5 separate regions of the Homo sapiens genome follow, and regions 1, 2, 3 and 4 are each linked to region 5. Evidence: chromatin contacts called from ENCODE Hi-C or POLR2A ChIA-PET data. All regions are on one chromosome and are shown on one strand. Each heading gives the region's core, a stretch centred on a gene start or an enhancer-like site at or near the end of the contact. The rest is flanking DNA. Distances are from core to core; before and after follow the strand shown.

The links. Hi-C counts contacts between places; a loop is a spot of excess contacts on that map. ChIA-PET counts read pairs that join two places held with the same protein, here RNA polymerase II (POLR2A). Pooled maps may share reads with other maps.
Region 1: a loop to region 5 is called in a pooled map, with 10 times the contacts of the local background. The contact joins the promoter of SLC25A19 here to the promoter of JMJD6 in region 5. A Hi-C loop is called at or near these places in 1 of 37 single-sample maps with no recorded cell type and 8 of 50 pooled maps. POLR2A ChIA-PET finds 5 or more read pairs at or near these places in 1 of 52 experiments (HCT116).
Region 2: a pooled map shows a loop between it and region 5 (6-fold over the local background). The contact joins the promoter of TSEN54 here to the promoter of JMJD6 in region 5. A Hi-C loop is called at or near these places in 2 of 168 maps with a recorded cell type or tissue (B cell and tibial artery), 1 of 37 single-sample maps with no recorded cell type and 10 of 50 pooled maps. POLR2A ChIA-PET finds 5 or more read pairs at or near these places in 1 of 52 experiments (naive thymus-derived CD8-positive, alpha-beta T cell).
Region 3: a map of naive thymus-derived CD4-positive, alpha-beta T cell shows a loop between it and region 5 (37-fold over the local background). The contact joins the promoter of GGA3 here to the promoter of JMJD6 in region 5. A Hi-C loop is called at or near these places in 1 of 168 maps with a recorded cell type or tissue (naive thymus-derived CD4-positive, alpha-beta T cell) and 10 of 50 pooled maps. POLR2A ChIA-PET finds 5 or more read pairs at or near these places in 1 of 52 experiments (CD8-positive, alpha-beta T cell).
Region 4: a pooled map shows a loop between it and region 5 (21-fold over the local background). The contact joins the promoter of TNRC6C here to the promoter of JMJD6 in region 5. A Hi-C loop is called at or near these places in 3 of 168 maps with a recorded cell type or tissue (B cell, CD4-positive, alpha-beta memory T cell and naive thymus-derived CD4-positive, alpha-beta T cell), 6 of 37 single-sample maps with no recorded cell type and 14 of 50 pooled maps. POLR2A ChIA-PET finds 5 or more read pairs at or near these places in 6 of 52 experiments (B cell, CD4-positive, alpha-beta T cell, CD4-positive, alpha-beta memory T cell and 3 more).

The regions. Positions count from the first base shown.
Region 1 is chr17:75,288,099-75,290,798 of GRCh38, forward strand. SLC25A19 (solute carrier family 25 member 19) reads right to left here and starts at 1,335. Exons shown (of 8, transcript NM_001126121.2): 1 at 1,256-1,335; 2 at 404-493. RefSeq lists enhancers at 480-981, 1,414-1,613, 1,704-1,753, 1,794-1,843.
Region 2 is chr17:75,515,278-75,517,777 of GRCh38, forward strand. It overlaps TSEN54 (tRNA splicing endonuclease subunit 54), which reads left to right and starts at 1,251. Exons shown (of 11, transcript NM_207346.3): 1 at 1,251-1,339; 2 at 1,469-1,633; 3 at 1,732-1,795; 4 at 1,884-1,967; 5 at 2,280-2,378. The coding sequence starts at 1,284. CASKIN2 (CASK interacting protein 2) reads right to left here and starts at 260. Exons shown (of 20, transcript NM_020753.5): 1 at 124-260. RefSeq lists silencers at 110-719, 1,110-1,489 and an enhancer at 1,031-1,325.
Region 3 is chr17:75,260,159-75,262,858 of GRCh38, forward strand. GGA3 (golgi associated, gamma adaptin ear containing, ARF binding protein 3) reads right to left here and starts at 1,448. Exons shown (of 17, transcript NM_138619.4): 1 at 1,390-1,448. The coding sequence starts at 1,429. It overlaps MRPS7 (mitochondrial ribosomal protein S7), which reads left to right and starts at 1,721. Exons shown (of 5, transcript NM_015971.4): 1 at 1,721-1,825; 2 at 2,339-2,530; 3 at 2,646-2,700. The coding sequence starts at 1,743. RefSeq lists enhancers at 854-953, 1,424-1,833, 1,630-2,507.
Region 4 is chr17:77,957,348-77,960,047 of GRCh38, forward strand. TNRC6C (trinucleotide repeat containing adaptor 6C) reads left to right here and starts at 1,356. Exons shown (of 23, transcript NM_001142640.2): 1 at 1,356-1,921. RefSeq lists silencers at 971-1,020, 1,041-1,500 and enhancers at 1,173-1,732, 1,733-2,291.
Region 5 is chr17:76,725,240-76,727,939 of GRCh38, forward strand. JMJD6 (jumonji domain containing 6, arginine demethylase and lysine hydroxylase) reads right to left here and starts at 1,367. Exons shown (of 6, transcript NM_015167.3): 1 at 1,108-1,367; 2 at 228-616. The coding sequence starts at 1,236. It overlaps METTL23 (methyltransferase 23, arginine), which reads left to right and starts at 1,600. Exons shown (of 5, transcript NM_001080510.5): 1 at 1,600-1,939. RefSeq lists enhancers at 1,240-1,869, 2,500-2,700 and silencers at 1,291-1,420, 1,531-1,980.

The sequences.
Region 1 (2,700 bases), core at 85-2,584, 1.4 Mb before region 5:
ACGCCATTGCACTCCAGCCTGGGCTACAGAGTGAGACTCCGTCTCAAAAACAAAAAAACAAAACAAAACAAAAAAGAAAATGACGCTCCTGGGCTCCCCTGACTCAGACCTACTGACCTCTTCAGCCTCACTCTGGACCACTCTTCCCCTTCCCTCATTTAACCAGAGTGGTCTGACTGCTTCTGCCCAGTTCCTGGAAAACTCGGGGAGCACTCCTATCAATTGCCTTGCCTCTACTCCTCCAGTTCCCTACGTCTGAAATACAGCCCCACTCTCAGCCCCTACTCACTTTTTCAAGGCTAGCTCCTCTCATCCACCAGAGCTCAGCTAAAAAGCATCCCTTCCAGGAGATGTACTTTTTTCCTTTTTTGTAAAAACAAAAAACAAAAACAGTAATACCTACATACGGTCTGTAGAGTTGTACAAAGCATAGAAAGAAGTCTGTAACCACACACATCAACAGGTAGTTGGTAACTGATCACAGGGAGAAGGGCTGAGAAGGGAAAAAGGAAGGTAGACCTGTCGATAATTCTATACTGTTTGAATTTGTTATGGCAAAAAAAAAAAAAAAAAATCCCTAAAACTAGCCTTCAGAATTACCCTAGTTCTTGAATACTTGTAGTAGTGGGGGTGGGGGTGGGGGAGGAGGGGAGATACTACCTACAGGATGGCAGCCTCCACCCCAGACATCAATTCCTTTTCTCCTCTCACCCACCCTGGAACTCCTCCCCAGGCGCCCATGAGGAAGTTTAAACACGCGGCAAGCGACTGAGAGGCAAAACCTCTCCAGGGGTTACCCAGGGACCGCTCAGGTCACACTGAGCAGCGTGTTTCCCGCCCATCTGGGCAGAAAGGAGGAGCAAGCCCGAGTGGCAGGTGTCCTGGATCGCTGTCAGGAGACCGGAGCATACCAGGCTCTTCCTGGTGTTCGGGTGCCCATGTGCCCAAGGGCTCAGCTGAGCAAATCTGCAGAGGTCCCCGTGTGGGTACCTAGGTGTCCACGTGTGCCTCGGGGTGTGTTTTTTCTCCTTGAGTCCGAGGGGACGCCCTGGAGCTCAGGTGCTCAAGGGCGTGCGCGGGGCTCGGCCGCCGGTGTCCCTGGAGATGCTTCTCTGGTCTGGTGTGACACGTGTGTACACAGTCCCCGCCCTCTCGTGAGCGCCCGGGTGCGTGTGCTCCCTCCCGACCACCCTGAGGAGCGAGGGTGCTGGTCCCCGAGAGGGCGGCGAGAAGGACGGAGGTAGAGGTTACTCACACGGCTCGGCGGGTGCGGCCCGGCTCAGCGCTCTCCGCTCTCTCTAGCTCCTCGCGCAGTCTTAACAGCAAAACTCTACTGAGCTCGGACGAAACTGGCGGGCTCCTGGGCCAATCACCGTGCAGCTCCCCGCCAGACGCTGGACCAATGGTTGTGCGCTTGAGGTCTGGCAACCGCCTCCCGCAAGATATCACCGGGTAATGTAGTCCTTCGCGACCAAGGGCAGGACAGCTGGACGGCGCACAGCTTCCTGGGAGATGTAGTCCGGCTGCTCGCGGGCGCGCGAGTTCGACCGACGCGTTAGAAGGAGGTGCCTTGCGAAGCCGGGCTGCGACCTTAGGGGTCGCCGTGCTCTGGCGTGTGACTCGAAAGTCAGCCTGCAGGCGGGGTCCAAGGTTAGGGCGCGGTAGACTTGACCCGCTTTCCTCAAACTCTGTTAATGCCAGAACCCGGATAATCTCAACTTGGTAAAGATGGCAGGAAGCCTAGCAAAAAGCTGGAGGACGTCGGGAAGAGAATAGATGAGAACAGTCCCCTCGGGGACGGGGAAGGCAAAAACACGAGTGTCCCCCCCTCTCACCCCGAGTTTTAGTATTTCTCATTATAAAAGTAATATTAAAAGTATATAGACAGAAAATATAGAAAGGAAGGAGGAAATGACTCATCCTACCGCCCGCACACAACTAGCGTCACGGTTTTGCGCGACAGTATTGCCTCCTGACTTTTTAATTGCATTTTTATATTCGTGTTATCATTTTGACGCACAATTTTAAGACATTTTTATTGTAGAAAATTTCAAGATACACAGAAGTGGAATAACCCGATGAAGCCGCGTAGAGTCGCTCTCCGACCTCAGCAGTTACGCGACTCATGGGGCAATCTTGTTTCCTCTATTTCTGCACCTACCTCGCACGCGCTGCCCAGCGTTATTCTGAAGTAAATACCATCACGTGTTTTCACCAGTAAATATTTCAGTATGTGTCTTTAAAGGACAAGCATTCCCTTTTTAATACGTATACATTATGCTTCACACACACACAAAACTGTCACTCCGACCCCCCAAAAAAACTTTTAATATCAAATATGAATTAGTGTTTACACTTTTCTGAAAGAAAGAAATGTTCTTCTTTTTTTTTTTTTTTTTTTTTTTTTTTTTTTTTTTTTTTTTTTGAGACAGTTTTGCTCTTGTCGCCCAGGCTGGAGTGCAATGGTGCTATTTCAGCTCACTGCAACCTTTGCCTCTGGGGTTCACACGATTCTCCTGCCTCAGCCTCCCGAGTAGCTGGGATTACACGCGTGCACCACTATGCCCAGCTAATTTTTTGTATCTTTAGTAGAGATGGGGTTTTGCCATGTTGGTCAGTCTGGTCTCAAACTTTTTTTTTTTTTTTGAGACAAGAGTCTCACTCTGTCACCCAGGCTGGAATGCAGTGGCACGATCTCGG
Region 2 (2,500 bases), core at 1-2,500, 1.2 Mb before region 5:
AAAAGGGGCGCGAGGAGGACGGAAGGAGCGGGGAGATGGAGGTGCCCGCCGACCCCGCAAGAAAAGTTAGTTTGCGCCCGCCCCCAGGGGCGCTGACCCCCAGCGCGGGCCCCGCAGCCTCACCTCTCCCGGCCGCCCGCCGGGGTCCGGCTGGCCCTGCTCGGTCCCTGGCACTCAGGACGGTGGCTCCCACTCCCCCCTGCCCCCCTTTCTCCTTCTCCTTTTCCAAGGCCGGCTCGGCGCCTCCCGCAGGAAATCCCGCCCCTCCCCCCTCCCTCCCGCCGGATCGGGAACGGAGGGACCGTCCCGGCCGCGCAGTCAGGCTGTCAGTCAGCACCGGCGGCTCCGCCCCCATCCGCGCCAGATCCCGCCCCAACTCGTGCCCGCCCGGACCGGGGGCGCTGACCGGATCAGCGCATGCGCCCAGGTGAAACGGAGGGGCGGGGGGCGCGGGGGCAGAGGTGACCTGGGGCTCTGGACTTAGACCCAAGGGCTAGACACCCCGGGTCTGACTGGTGGGAGAGAAGACGTAATGTGAAGGGGGTTGGCAACCAAGACGCGGGACCCCACTTGCAGTACCCCCCGTCTGCGGCCGGCGTCGCCCACCCGCAGCCGCCGGCCGGGCAATGGCACCACCTAGCGGACGGCACCAGTGCGGGGACCCCAGCCTCGAGGAGGCGCTCGTGCCGGGCGGAGGTGGCGCTTCAGCACCGTCGTGGGCCGGACAGCGCCTCCCGCCCCCGGCCCTCGAAACCTGGCTTCGGAGCCCAGCCGTAGGGACCGGACGGAAGACACCGAAGGAATGGCGAACCTCCCCGGACCGCTCCTGACAGTTCCCGGGTGGCCTTCGGCCTGCAAAGTCGGAATTTGCACACCCTCCGCTCGTCCTTCCCTGAGCCCTTCTGCCCTCCTTGCCCAGCCCGGGCGGTGGGGACTAAGCAGCGCGAGGCTGCAGAGGGGCGGTCACAAGTGTGACCATTCGCACTGCACTCCAGACGCCGGCTCCTCAGGCTTTACTGGAGAGAAGCCCCGAGGAGGGCTAGGGGCAAAAGAGGGGCCTTCTGCATCTCCAGCAACCTGCGGGCTGAGCTCCCAGACCCGGCGTCGGGGTGCGCTTCCGGGCGGGCGCTAGGACCGGGGACAATCAGGAGGGCGCAGAGCGGGCTGGGGCGGTGCAGGGGGCGGGGCTGCCGCGGCATTGCGGATCGGCGGGCACTAGGGCAGCGCGGAGCTCCGGCGGTGGGCGGGGCGTGGCGGCGCGCGCAGCGGCAGGCGGCGGCGGGATGGAGCCCGAGCCCGAGCCCGCGGCCGTGGAGGTTCCCGCGGGGCGCGTGCTCAGGTGCGGCGCGGCCCGGCCGGAGTGGGTGTCGGGGGCGCGGGGCCAGCGCGGGTAGGGAAACCGGCGCCCGGGACCCGGCCAGGCGGCCCCCGATGCGCGGCGCTGACCCCGCGTCCCCTTCTCCCCCAGCGCCCGGGAGCTCTTCGCCGCCCGCTCGCGGTCGCAGAAGCTGCCCCAGCGCTCGCATGGCCCCAAGGACTTTCTGCCCGACGGCTCGGCAGCTCAGGCCGAGCGGCTGCGCCGGTGCCGGGAAGAGCTCTGGCAGCTGCTGGCAGAGCAGCGCGTGGAGCGCCTGTGAGAGGGGCGGGCCCAGGGGTAAGGGAAGCGGGGGCGAGGCGGGCCGCGGGGTCTCCGGAATGGACTGACGCAGACCCCTCCCCACTCCTCGCCAGGGGCAGCTTGGTGGCTGCCGAGTGGAGGCCAGAAGAGGGCTTCGTGGAGTTGAAGTCTCCCGCGGTGAGCGGCGGGCTCGGGGACCGGGGACCGCCCTCCCTGCCCTCCCTGCCCTCCCTCCCTTGTGACACTTGCTCTGGGCCCCACACAGGGCAAATTCTGGCAGACCATGGGCTTCTCAGAGCAGGGCCGGCAGCGCCTTCACCCGGAAGAGGCCTTGTATCTTCTGGAGTGTGTAAGTGGGGCCCGGGAGGTGGGGAAGGAGTTGGGACCAAAGAACGGGAAGGACACGTTTTATCGGAGAAAAAGCACACACAACCCGGTCTTTAGAGAACTGATAACCAAACTTCTAAAGCAGGAGGTGGTACGTTGCAGGGAGCAGGGATTCCAGTCCACATTAGTGATGCTGCCCCACTTTCCTGGTTGGCCACATTCTTGATGCGCTGCTGAGAGGGGGAGGGGGAGGTATCAGAGCTGGGAAGTTGCCCCATTCCTCTGTGGCACTGTAGTGAGGGCTCATAAGCTGAGCTGTTGGCCCCACTTCCAGGGCTCCATCCACCTCTTCCACCAAGACCTGCCACTGTCTATCCAGGAAGCTTACCAGCTGCTGCTGACCGACCACACTGTGACCTTCCTGCAGTACCAGGTATCTGCCACCACCCCGCCTCCGGGAGCCACCCATCCACTGAATCAATGAGTATTGACAAGTACCCATAAGGTGCCAGGCACAGTGTCACATGCTGGGGCTGCAGGGCAGACGAGGGCTAT
Region 3 (2,700 bases), core at 198-2,697, 1.5 Mb before region 5:
GTAACAAAAACAAAATGTAACTCTAAATGTAGCCTATTAAACTCAGCTTAGGTCATTTAAATTATTCAATACCCATATTAATACCTTCAAAGCAAACTAATTCCACTCTGGTTATAGCAAGTTGGGCATTTCTGGGCAAGTGGTTTGACTGGAGTCAGGATGTCCTCTTTTTGTGAAATTATGGCAGTAGTGCCTGCTTTGCTAGAATACTTGGTAAACTAATTTAATGAATATCTGTAAAGTACTTTGAGCTCCTTGGAGAACACTTCCATATATAAAGAAGCCTTATGACCTGCCTGCAACTGCAGATTTTGCAAACGTGATCTTACTTTTTCTCTCTTTTGGGATATGCTCCCCTTTAAACTGAAGCTCAACCTCCTGAAGGGGGTTTCTTACTAGGAAAAATCAGACAATTTGAGGAAATAGCTATCACCTCCAAGATCCCGGAAGCAGTACTAAATAAGAGACCTCAGAACAAGGCAATACTAGGTATCTCACCTATCCCATTACCAGTCCAATTTCTCTCTCCACTTAAAGGAGGCTTCCAGGTCTAGCCTACAGGAAAGTTCACTTATTAACCCTCAGGCAGAGTACTACCTGCTAACCAGGTTAACACACATTTCCTTCGTAGCACTGTAATTCACAGTGCAATGACAGCAATACGCTTCTATAACTACAGCTTCAGACTGTGCTCCTCAGCCTTACTCAGAATAGGCTATCAACACTGACTCGTTAGGATATTCAAGGGGGTATATGTATGTGTGTGGGGGGGGAATTCCCGACACCGATTTCACCATGCTTCTGTGGTCACTGCAGGAAAAAGGTAGAGCTCTCTGTTCTCTATCATCGCTCTCTTTGGAATATTATTCTCACTTCAAGCATTCTGCCTGAGCGAAGCCGTCACTTCTCCAACACATGGTCACAATTCTGAAGCTGCCAGGCGACTGAACGCAGTCGGCAGCACCCACCACTACCGGAGACTCAGCCCCAATCCGAAGCTTCTCCCTTAGTCAGGGATTGGGGCGCTGGGTTCCTGGTGTCACCGCCGGGCGGCGACCCCACCACAATCTCCCCAAAGCGCCGAAGCATGTCAGCCCGAAGATCTTGGCTGTCGCCTTTCCCCGAGCCTGCGGTGCCCGACAGGAGCCCGAGTTCACGCCGCCGCGCGCCAGAGCAAGAGGACGCGCCGCAGCGAGGGAAGCGGGGGCCGGACTGGGGCCCGGCGCCCTGATAGGGAAGGGGCGTGATCGCAGGCTGCTCGCGGCGAGGGCGAGACCGGGCGTGGGCTGCCAAGAGGCGACGCCGTGGAGCCCGGGGAGGGGACGTGGGGGTGAAGACAGGGGCAGCCCAGCGGCTCGAGGGCAGGCAGAAACGGCCGCGGCTACTCACTGAGCCAGGACTCCAGGCTTTCCCCTTCCGCCTCCGCCATATTGCAGCCGCCCGGCCCCGCGGCTTCAAAACTCGCGAGAGTCTGCACGAGCTGAGACGGGGCGGGGCCTGCATGGGGTCCTGAGAGGAGTGAGTGCCGTCACCGAGGGCCGCGCCAGACTGCGACGGATACAGGGAGGGCAAGGGTTTCCTTTTGGCGCTCCCCTTTGGACCCCGGAGTGAAAAACTCTAACGTCCAGATCAGTGGAGAGAAACGCAGATTTAGGACCCTGAGGAGTCTTTTTCACCCGTTTCCCGTCACTCGCTCAGGCGCGCCGAGGGCAGTCCTTGTGGGGTCCTCGTGGCCAGCCAAGATGGCTGCCCCCGCAGTGAAGGTTGCCCGAGGATGGTCGGGCCTGGCGTTGGGCGTGCGGCGGGCTGTCTTGCAGCTTCCAGGGTGAGAGGGTGGCGAGCAGCGGCGGGGGGGCGCTGCGAGGAAGGAAGGGGGCCACAGGCAGGCCGCGTGGGCCCCTAGAGAGAGCATTGCCCTGGGGGCCGGAGTATCTGGATTCAAGCTTCTAAGTTAGCTGCGTGACCCTGCGCCAATCCGAAGGTTTAGTGACTACCTCTCGCCTAAGGAGTCTGGCTGATCTAGGGTTCTAACGCGGAGCTGAAAGTGCGGTTCAGCTAAAGAGCTCAGATCTGGGATCGCCTGTGAATTGGGATGGGTGTGTAGGCGCCAAGCCCATCCTTACCGTTAGCACTTGACCAGGAGGAGACTTTACCCGCCTGCTTGGGGAATGTCCTCCTACTTGGGACAAGGGCCTGAATTGTTGTGGCTCAGGTTTAGCTCGCGGTCTCCGCGCCGCTCCCCCTCGTCGGCGCGTTGGCAGTCATGCCTATTGTTAAGTCAAACCTACTCGCTTGTGGAGTCAGCTTTTGCCTGCCTCCTCCTTTCCCCCCCTCCCAGGCTAACTCAGGTGAGATGGAGCCGCTATAGTCCTGAATTCAAGGATCCCTTGATTGACAAGGAATATTATCGCAAGCCAGTGGAGGAGCTAACTGAGGAGGAGAAATATGTTCGGGAGCTCAAGAAGACTCAGCTCATCAAAGCTGCTCCAGCAGGGAAAACAAGTTCTGTGTTTGAAGACCCAGTCATCAGGTTAGATGGAAACAAACACTTGTTACATGGACTGGGACTATCCCAGGGAGGGTTTCTGGTGAGGATTCTGTGATACAGCCTTGGAGAGCTAAACGTGTTGCTTTTCTCTTTGAAGTAAATTCACCAACATGATGATGATAGGAGGAAACAAAGTACTGGCCAGATCCCTC
Region 4 (2,700 bases), core at 106-2,605, 1.2 Mb after region 5:
TACACAACACGATACAACAGACATTTGACGACCCTTTAGAGGCTGGTTGTGAATCTGACTACCGGAGGGCTTAAAATATGGCAGTAAGAAGAAAGGAGCTCATGGGACCCTGAAGGGAAACGAGAGCGGGGAATTTGTCTCTTTCATCCACAGTCGTTTCAAAGCATGACACTTGCGGTAACAAAATTGCATTGCGAAAGTACTAGTGTGTTATTATCTCCTCTTCAAGACAGGGACACGTAGACAGGGAATGGCCTCTTCCAATACCAACTTCCAAGTAGCACTGCTGATCCTCCACTGAACGATGGGGGAAAAGCTAGCCTGCTTCTGCGACCTTGCATGAAAATGGAGAAAATTCTTGGTTTCAAAATCTTCTCCTGGCTTGAACCGAAAGTTAAAAAGGGACTTTTCGAATTGCACATTGCGCCTGACCTTACCTACCACTAATGAATAATGGATATCGAGGAGCCGTGGAATGGAGGATCACGGCGGCGTACGGAGCACCGGGGAGGAATCGTGGGGTGCGTAGGCGCCGGAGCGCCCGGGTTCGGCCCGGACCGAAGGCTTGCGCGGTGAAGGTGTGGTGTCTGTGCTCCGGGGAAAGGGCTGTCTCCCCGGGGGACTGTTTCGCAGCGAGGCTTGTTTTGCTCGCAGCTGGGCGCTCCCTGGGGAGCGACTGAGCGCAAGGGCGGGCCGGGAGGCGCGAGGCGAGCACGATGCTCCAGGGCCCCAAGGACTCGTGTGCGTGTGCGTGTGCAAAGTGGGGCGGTGCAGGGCGTGTGCACGGCACGGGCGAGACGCGCGCCGGTGCGGGCGCCGGGCGCCGCCGGGCGCAATTACAGCATAAAGCCCGGGCGCCGCGGGGCGCTGGCCCGGAGAACCCACCGGACGCGCAGAACCGGATCGGCACCCCTCCCGCCAGCACCCTAACGCGGAGCCACAGCGCCCAGGGACCGGAGGGCAGGCGGCGGCGGTAAAGGACACCACGCAAGTCTCCACGTAACCCCCCCGAGCAGTGCAAGCTCCCAGGACTGGCGCGCGTCCCGGCCACTCGGAGCGCGCACCGCTCGCACCCCGGCGCGCTCCCCGCGCGGTGCAGGGAACCACAGCGCGGGCGGGTATTAAGGGGAAAGGAGGAGGCGTGGCCTGGCCGAGGAGCCAATGGGCCGGGAGGGGCGCGCGGGGGAGGAGCTCAGGTGCAGAGTGCCGATTGGCCAGTTCGCCCTCCGGTATGCAGATACGGTGGGAGTCACGTGCTAGGGGCCGGGACGACTTCCTGTTGGAGGCCAACGCGGGGCGGGGAAGGGGGCGCGAGCGCCCCGTCTGGCTGAAGCGGGGGGAGGGGGGTTCTTGTCAGTTAGAGCAACAAGATGGCCGCGGTGGCAGCTCCGCACCTCAGCGCGACGGCCCCGGGAGCCGTAGCCGCCGCCGCCGGCCCCGCCGCCGCGCAGTCTTGAGCGCCGCCCGGGCCGCCCCCTGACAGGGCAGTCCCAGCGCCCGCCGCGCTCCCGCCGCCGTCACCGTCGCAGTAGCCGCGGGCCCGCCCGAGCCGGAGGCGGAGGGAGCGGAGCGGCCCCGCGCCCAGCCGTCCGCAGCTGCCACCGCCGCCGCCGCCGCCGCCTAGGACCCGGACCCCGCCGGAGCCGCATCCCGCCGGGCGTGAGGAGGAGGACGCGTCGCGGCGTTGCCGGGGCCGGACCTGGACCTGCCGGGACGCGCCGCCGCCCACTCGCCCGCGCCGCCGCCGCAGCCGCCGCCGCCGCCCGCGCCGGGACCTGAGTCCGTGGCGCCGGCGCTGAGCGGGCCCCCGCCGCCCGCGCACTCCCGAGGCCCTCGGGCGGTTGTTCGTGCCGCCGCCGCCGCCAGGCCCGCGCCACCGGAGCCCCGCGGAGCCGCCGCCGCCGCCGGGGACGGAGCCCAGGTGAGCGCGGCAGTCCGCCCGCTCCTCGCCGCAGCCGCAACTTTGCCGGGAGGTTCGCGGGCCCTTTGTTCGGCCGAGCCGAGCCGGGGCGGGCGCTGGCCCCTAGCGACCCGCGTGCGGCGCCAGGCCCCGGGCCGGCCGGGTTTGAGGGGAGCGGCGGGAAGCGGCCGGGGCCGGGGCGCGTGTGTGCTAGTGTGAGACGGGGCTGTGCAGACGCCCGGTGTGCATCACAATCAAACGGGAGTGGAATGGAGGGCTGAAGATGGATGTGCCCCCTCCCTTTTAAAACTCATGCAGCGGTGAAATTCGGTCCTTTCCGGGCAGCCCCCCGCAGATTTTGCACTGGTGATGGCAGGCGCGAACCCGCCGTGTTTTGGTGCAGGAGCCCGGTGCCGTTGTTTGGGGGAAGAGAAAAACCCGGGGCGTGCTGCGGGTGGGCGGAGAAGGACCCCTGGGCGCTCTGCGGCTCTGAAATCAGGTGGATTTTCTAACGGTGCTGCGGACTGCGGAGTAATGCGTATGAGGAAAACGAGCCGTACAACATCTGTCCTGTTATCAGATAACGTAACCCGAGCGCCTGGTTGCCGCCTCTGCTTTAAGCGGTGCCTCCTTTGCACCTTTACCTTGAGGACGAGATTTAATTAATTGATTCGTAGCTATGAAAATGTGCAGATGTGGATGTGGGGGTTCCCTGCCTGTTAACCTGGGGAAGAAATAACTGGCAAGCATGTTACACGGAGCTTTGGGGATCTTAGCAAAAATGAAGGCTTGCTGCTTGG
Region 5 (2,700 bases), core at 117-2,616:
CTCTACTAAAAATACAAAATTAGCTGGGTGTGGTGGCGCATGCCTGTAATCCCAGTTACAGGAGGCTGAGGCAGGAGAAGCGCTTGAACTCGGGAGATGGAGGTTGCTGTGAGCCGAGATCGCACCACGGCACTGCAGCCTGGGCTACAAGAGTGACGCTCTGTCTCAAAAAAAAAAAAAAAAAAAAAAGAAAAGGATTTTAACCACTTAGCTGCAGAATACTTTACCTGTAAGGGGGCCTGCGCTTCTCCCCAGCATACTGGAAAAGGTCATCAGTGAAAAACTTTGGCACCTTGTAGTCTTCCAAAAGTTTCCTTCTTTTAGGGTGTTCACCATAGCTGCTGTCAAAGATGTAAAGGGGACTATCATCTCGAGTGCTCTCCATGTACTCGATGTAGTATTTCATCTTCATCTTCACTGAGTAGCCATCGTTATCCTCACCACACTTGAACTTCTGGTTCCGATATTTCCTTTTTAGGCGCTCCAGAGTCCATTTCTCCTGCGCAGACCAGCCCTCTTGCGCATTCAACAAAACCACGGGCTTGTAAGGTCTTTCATACCGCTCCACAAATTCTTCCACAGACAGCTGTAAAGCATCTGCCCTTTCCACGTTATCCTGAGGGAATTAAAAAAGACCTGTCCAGTTAAAAAAAAAAAAAAAGTCCAGTGGCAGATAAGGGTGTCCCCAAGGCCAACTGGTAATGACAAACCGAAGGAAGTTGACTCTCGTCTGGCTCCTCCGGGGTGGGGGCAGGGCGCGTGCGTGAGGCCACGTCGTTCCTAGAGCCACCCCCCATGAGCCTTGACAGCCAGGTCCCCTAGGGGACCCGCCGCCCAAAGGAGTCAGGGACGACGGGCCTTCTAGTTGAGAGCGCCACAGGCGTGGGACTCCCGTCGTCCGCCAGAGCAGACGGGCGGCCACAGCACGGGAGGAAGCAGACCCGCCCCGGAATCCGCGCCTCGGGGACCCCAAACTCCGCGGGGTGCGGGTGAGCCTCTACGAGGTCCCGGGCGCTCGGGGCGAGGGCAGCCTCGGGCCCAGAGAAAGGTGCGTAGCGGCTGGAGGTGCCGATGCCCGGCCTGGCCACCCCCGCCCGACCCGCTCACCGCCACGGCCGCCGGGCTCAGCGAGAAGCTCTCGTAGTAGTTGTGCCGGGTCCAATCCAGCGAGTCCTTGAGCTCCGGCCGCGCACTCCGCTTGGCCTCGCGGATGCGCTTCTTGCTCTTGTGGTTCATTCTGCGGGGTCGCCAGCTGGTTCCGCTACGACCTCGGCGCAGCCCGCTTCCTGACACTAACGCACCCCTCCCCGGCCTGGGCGGCGGCGACGGCAGTACCCAAACGCCCTTCGCTCAGTCCCGGCGCCTTTAAAGTCGCCTTCCAGAAAATTCACTCCCCAGCCACCTCCCGAGCCTCGGGTTGGGCAAGCGGCCGCCGTCTTCCCCGCCCCGACGCCTCTCGCGGTTTTCCATTGGCTTTGGCTCCCCTGGGGTACTCCTTCACATACGGCGGGCCTCCGCCATGTTGGGAAGGTCACGTCGGCTGCGTCACCGCCCCGCCCCGCCCCGCCCCTCCCCTCCCGCGCTGCCGCTGTGCCCATCACTTCCGGTCGCGCCAGCCGCCCGTTGCCAGTTCTGCGCGTGTGAGTCTCTTTCGCCTTGCTCCGGGCTTTCTTCGCTCGCAGCGCGGCAGGGTTATCACCAGATCTGGGCTTTCCCCTTCTTGCCGTCAGGTGCTACGGCCACGTGGCCCGCGGCTTCCCGCTCGCGCAGTCTGGCAGCCCGGAGCCTTCCGCGGTCCCCCGCCCGCCCGGGGCCCAACGACGCCCTACTGGGCGAGCACGATTTCCGAGGACAGGGGGTCCGGGCCCAGCGCTTTCGATTCTCGGAGGAGCCGGGTCCGGGGGCCGACGGGGCTGTCCTGGAGGTCCACGTCCCGCAGGTGCGTGCAGCAGCACCCGCCAGGAGGCGCCTGAGGTCAGGAGCGGATGTCGGCTGACTTGGCTGGGTTCCTGAGGGACCGGGGGTGCGGACGCTCAGCTGCGCAGCTTCCTGCTTTAGGTTGACCCCCGGAGCAAAAACGTCGGATATGAAGCCCTTCGGTGCATTAAATGTCTCTCAGTAAGAATTTTGGAGACCCTGCCAAGAAGTGACCCTGGTCACTATGTTGGTCAGGCTGGTCTCGAACTGTAAGCTTAAGTGATCCTCCTGCCTCGGCCTCCCAAAGTGCTAGGATTACAGGCATGAGCCACTGCGCCGGGCCGGCTTTCTCCACATCGAATCTTTCCTGCCAGGAAAGTGACATTCTTGACTGACCTCTAATGCTTCTTTTGATCTTGTCCAAGGGTTTCTTGATTCATCCTTATCTCTCACTTTTGTGTGAGTTTTGGGATCAGGGTTTCCAGTTTTATTTGGTGCCCAAAGTGTTTCTTGGGTTGGACCTCGCTTCTTCCTCTAAGCTCACAGCTACAACAAAACTCTCAATAATAATTCTTTTTCTTTTCTTTTTTTTGAGACACTGTCTCGCTCTGGCGCCCAGGCTGGAGCGCAGTGGCGCGATCACAGCTCACTGCAACCTCCAACTCCCGGATTCAAGTGATCCTCCCGCCTGCCTAAGTGCTGGGATTGCAGGAGTGAGCCACCATGCCCTGCCTGTCTTCGGTTTTTCAAAGCACTTTCACTTTGCAGTATTTCATTTGGTTT